Linked DNA regions of Mus musculus: region 1 is linked to region 2. A link is a loop called in an ENCODE intact Hi-C map of the cell type or tissue named here. Cell type or tissue: heart. All regions are shown on one strand.

Region 1 (2,500 bases), 110 kb before region 2:
TGGTAGCCATAGGATTTGAACTACTGGCCTGTGCTTGGCCCTTCTGCTTCATGTTACAAAGCTTGTGGTGTGGCCAGATTCCTGATGTCCCTGTCCCAAGCAGAGTCTCAGATCCCTGGAGCAGCAGACCTCCACCCTGGGACAGTAGGGACTTGGAGGCACAGGGAGAAAGAGTCGCTTCTTCCATGCCCCTCCTCCTCCTGAGAGGATTCCAGCTACTTTTTCCCCAGTGGAAGAAGCTGGACAGAGAATCTTTCACAAGACCAAGTCTCACCCTGCTCCCGAGGAGGGGGCGTCTAGCAGGAGTGGGTGCTGACCCAGGACGCTCTGCTTCCTCTCAGCATATCCTTGAGAGAAAAGCAGGGTTCAACTTCAGTTAGCATCTGTCAGGGGGATGGCCCTGGCAGAGAAACTGAGATTCCAGCACTCTCAAAAATGAGCCCTGGGCCAAACTAGGGTCCCCTGGCCTCCCAGTGGCCCAAGGGAACTTCAGCAGGAAAGCTATGCCTGCTCACTCCCCAGAGCCAGGGAAAACCTCTGGTGCCACCTTCTGGGCCTGGAAGTGTAGGGAGGGGCACTGGGGTGTGGGAAGGGATAGCCTCCAGGAAAGAAAACACATTTTCATTTTAGCCCTCTGCTGAAGACCAGGGAAGCTGGGCTCACCCGGATTTCCCCTCACTGGGGGTCTGGGGGTAAGTTGGGGGCTGGTGGGCAAAGGAGGCAGAAGGAGTAGGCTGGCAGCCCTGAGCTTCTCCACGCAGCCCCCGGGGCCGGGTGCCTGGGCAGGAGGAGGGGGCAGAGCAGCTGCTGGCGATTTATTAAGCAGTCACGGAAAAATTGGTTTATAAATTAACAGCTGTTTTAACTTTAGGGCCTCTTCTTCAGGGAATGGAAGCAGCCGACTGGACCGGGATTGCAGTGTGTGTGAGGCTGGTGGAGGGAGTGGGAGGCGGCGAGCTTCGGCAGCTGGCATTCTTTGGGGGCAGCCTCAGCTGGCACCTCGGGGGGCACCAGGCAGTGGCCAGAGCAGGGGGTCTCCAGGTGCCGGCGGCTGAGGCGCCCCTCCCCCCTCCATGGGTTGCCGCTTGCGCTCTTCTCACCACATCTCAGCTTCCACCTGGGGGCGCCAGAGAGCATAGATACTACTGTACTCGTTTCTGCCACCAGAGGGCAACCTCGGCACACCGATTTCTGCTTCTCCGGAGATCCGTGGAAACCAAGCTGGGAGGGAAAGAAACCAGGTCCAAAAAAACGGAACTGGAACGAAGCCCAGTGTACGCTAGTGATCTTCCACTCGCGGGTTTTAAACTTGTCGAAGACAGCGGTAAAACCGGACTCCTTTAACCTCAACACTGTGAGTTCGAAGTCAGCGTGGGCTTTTATAGCAAGTTCCAGGCCTGCCAAGGTTATACAGTGGATGTGTCCAAAAGAATGAAGTCTTCAGTGCTGGGGACGTAGCTTAGTGCTAATCTCCTGGACAAGGACTGGGATTCGAGCTTCCTAACACCCTACGCCCAAGGGAAAGGGGGGTGATCTCTGGAGGCTAAGGTTATCTGTGGGTTGGTTTGTTGGTTTGTTTGTAGCCCAGGTTACTCTGCAACTCATGGTTCAACCTCACGACGGCTAGGATTTCAAATATGAGTCACCATGCTAGCTAGAACTGTCTTTTATTTGAACTAGGCTCCGGGAAAAAGCTGCTGAAGCCCTCTGAAGCCTCAGTTGTCCCATCTATAAAATGGGACTATCCTAGAAGATTAAATGAGAAACTGCACCTACAGGGCCTAACTCTGTCCAGGAAAGTAAACGCTCCAAATAGGAGTGTAAAAACAAAACAAAACAAAACAAAAAAAAACAACAAAAGACAAACTCAATAACAAACTTGTTAGTGTCTACAGCTTATGTTTGTTTATTCACTCACTCCTTAGTTCATCTCCCCCACAGTACCTCAGAGTCCAACGGAAAGATACATGGTGTGGAGGATACATGTTAAAACCGTGTGCCATTAAAATCGTGTTCTAAGAGCTTTGATTCTAGATTAGAGAGATAGCTCGGAGAGGTTAAGAGCACTGTCTGCTACTTCAGAGGTTCAAGTCCCAGCACCCAAATGGTGGCTCACAATTGTCTGTAATGCCATCCAGGGGATGTGGCACCCTTGTCTAGCCTCTGCTGACATTGAATTGACATGATGCACACACACACACACACACACACACACACACACACATACACACACGAAGTTAAGAGCACTTGGTGTTTGATTCCCAGCACCCACGTGCCAGCCTACAACGTCTGCAACCCTGGGGTATCCGTTGACCTCCTCTAGCATGGCATGCAGGTGGTTCCCAAGCAGGCAAAACACACATACACATAGCAAACCTTTAAAACAGAGCCTTGATTCACATTGAACCAGTACAGAGGGAGATTGGGCCAGGCAGAGCAAGCGACCTTTCCTCCCCAGTGTGGTGGTAGAGACAGTCACATGCTTATAATACAGACTTTT
Region 2 (2,500 bases):
CAAGAAATTTAGACATGACAGCGAAATGACACAAACTCGCTGTAAAAATATATTCACGAGTAACTGGGGGACCAAGATGAGTCATCCTTTAAGCCTGTCTGAGGAGTTAATCTGTCCCCCCCAAGAAAACCCAGCACCTGAAGTCCCAGGCAGGGGAGCTCACCCCTTCTATGTCAACTAGCAGGTCAGAATCCCTGAGATCGACAGGCCTTCCACTTTACACATAGGAAACTGAGCCTCAGAAAGAGTGACCCACCTGGGGTCACAGAGAAAGTTAGAAACGGCCAGTCCAGCCTGCAGACCGTAGATACCATCTTTTCCAGCCCTGGGGGAGGATGGGGGGGGGTGCTAAGAGCTATGAGGGATGGCATCTACCACCTGGTGGGAGGAGAGACCCTAGTTCTGCAAGTTGTCCTCTGACTTCCTCTGCTACACATGTATCATGGCCTGTGACCTTCCATATAAATAAATAAATAAATAAATAAATAAATAAATAAATAAATAAATAAATAGTTTTGAGGGCTTTCAGAGTGGCTCAGCGGCAGGGTATCAGTGGTTGGAAATGGGCCTTGTGATTGGAGTTGAGGAAAAGCTGTGTGGGAGTGAGACGTGCTGTGGGCACACCACGCACACGTGATTATGGAAGGCTTGTGCATCCTTTAACCTGCCAGTTTCTAAGGCCTGGCACACGGTAGAACCCCTTCCTTCTGGGTACCTGCCTACTTTCCCCGTCGGATTCCAGCATATTTTAACCTCCGCCAACCCTGGTCTACCCTGCTCTCTCACAATCATCAGTTTCTATACGGATTTCACAGTTTTGGGTTCCCTCCTCCCAAGCTGTAGAGCCGCCCAGTCCCACGCGTCTAAGGGATGAACTTGGTATTCTTCCTGCAACCCCTCACCACTGGACGACGGGGTGGTGAAGGGACCTGGAGTGGGTTTAGTGAATAAAGAGAGGCTCCAGGCTGGTGAGACCGGGTTGGAGTTGGAGAGCGCATGCACGCCGGGAGTCCCACCCACACAGATGTGTGCAAGGTGATCCGGTGTCCATGGCTGCCCTCCTGCGGCCAACTCGCCTGCACGACAACACAATTGCTGACAACCTGACGTTTTTTTTGAACGAGGACCCAAATACTCGCCGTCGGTCCCTGGACCCTTCCTAGGGTCTGCAGCGACATCACATCTTGAATCCTTCCCCGCGCAGCGCCGTGCCGGCAGGTGCGCGCAGCAGCCTCGGGTTGGCGCCCCGCGAGCCCCCCCCCGCCCCCCCCGCCCCCCCCCCCCGGGATCCCGAGCGAGTCCAGCCACGCGGCTGCAGTGTCACCCAGCGGCCATTCCTGGAACTACAGGCGACACCTCCCGAGGTTCCCCTGCCCCTCCCCCGTTTCAAAGCCGCGCTCAGGGGCGCGGGGAGCTCCTACCTCGCTGCAGTGCCCGGAAGGGCGGGGCGCGGCGCGGCGCAGCGATGGCGCTGGGCTGTGACCCTGGCGGTTTCACTTCTGGATCCCGCTTTGCTGGGAGAGGAGGACTTGGGTGGGGAGGGCAAGGGCGGTACCTGCGGGCAGGCGGGGTCTGGCGCTCGGGACCCCTGGGGTGTCACGCGACCCACGCCTTCCTGCACTTACCTTCCACCCGCCCCGCCCCCTCCTCCCCCAGGCTCCATTCCGCGGTCCCCAGATCTGTTGCGTGTCCGCAGCGGCCACCGCCCCGTCGAGGCTGCAGACCCCCAAGAGGCGCTGGGCGGCGTGGGCGGCAGAAGGGGAGAGCTGTGAAGCCGCAGGCTCCGGGTTAATCTGCAGGCTGCTGGGACGCCTGGCTGTTTCTCAGAAATATAGCTGCCCCTTCCCTCACCCTCTTGGCTCCCACCTTGCACCTCACCCTTTCACCTCTCCGGAGCCCTTCCTGGGTTGTCTCTCCTAGGTTCCCTGACCCCAGGAATCGGTATCCACCCTGAGAAAGGGGTGTAGGGCACCCCAACCCCCACATCCAGAGCTTCCCACAGATGAAGAGTCAGGAGGAGCCTGGTACCTCTCTGTCCTTACAGACAATTGAGAAAGTGACCTCTTGCGAGAATGTTAGGCTACACTCTTCACCTCCCGTGGCCACCCTCTAGAAGCCCCGAGGTGTAGAGAAAGGAACGGGAACAGGATTCTCTCTCCCCGGGGTTTGTTTTTGTTGTTAGAGGACAGGTCTCTAGAGTCTACTAGAGCAATGGGGTTGACGTTGAGCTTAGAGTCCCAGCCCAAAGAAATCGGAAAGATTCACGACTCCAGGGAAAATTAAAGTCCAGAAAGTGAAACACTCGAGGTCACACAGCAAGTCGTGAGGCTAAGACTGAGACCGGAATATGAGTACCAGCACCCAAGCTGTCCAGAGCTTTGCTGAGGTCCTCTCTCCCTAAAACACACACAGGAAAGGCTGAGAATGTCATTCCAGTGGGGGTGGGATGGGGCTTGAGCTGGTGGTGGGACAAAGTTGGGGGAGGAGGTAGCACGTGCCC

What was found. A loop is a pair of places that touch in the nucleus more often than their neighbours do. Peaks named below come from ENCODE experiments on the same cell type or tissue, not always from the same donor. Only the 100,000 strongest peaks of a DNase experiment are listed, where the experiment ranks them.
Region 1: it touches region 2 in a loop (7-fold over the local background); 18 of 42 quality-filtered maps call a loop at or near these places.

Annotation. Positions count from the first base shown.
Region 1 is chr11:98,341,627-98,344,126 of GRCm38, forward strand. Gm38970 (a long non-coding RNA gene) reads left to right here. Exons shown (of 2, transcript XR_880194.2): 1 at 1-692; 2 at 872-2,233. Among named protein-coding and RNA genes, the nearest start is that of Gm38970, 1.6 kb to the left of the region's middle. In heart, no CTCF peak of the experiment used is centred here; a DNase peak (open chromatin) is centred at 1,155; H3K4me3 peaks cover 1,246 bases; H3K27ac peaks cover 890 bases; H3K27me3 peaks cover 1,200 bases.
Region 2 is chr11:98,456,510-98,459,009 of GRCm38, forward strand. It overlaps a transcript of Mien1 not described here. Among named protein-coding and RNA genes, the nearest start is that of Grb7, 11 kb to the left of the region's middle. In heart, a CTCF peak has its summit at 1,200; DNase peaks (open chromatin) are centred at 1,012 and 1,382; H3K4me3 peaks cover 1,801 bases; H3K27ac peaks cover 1,649 bases; H3K27me3 peaks cover 1,033 bases.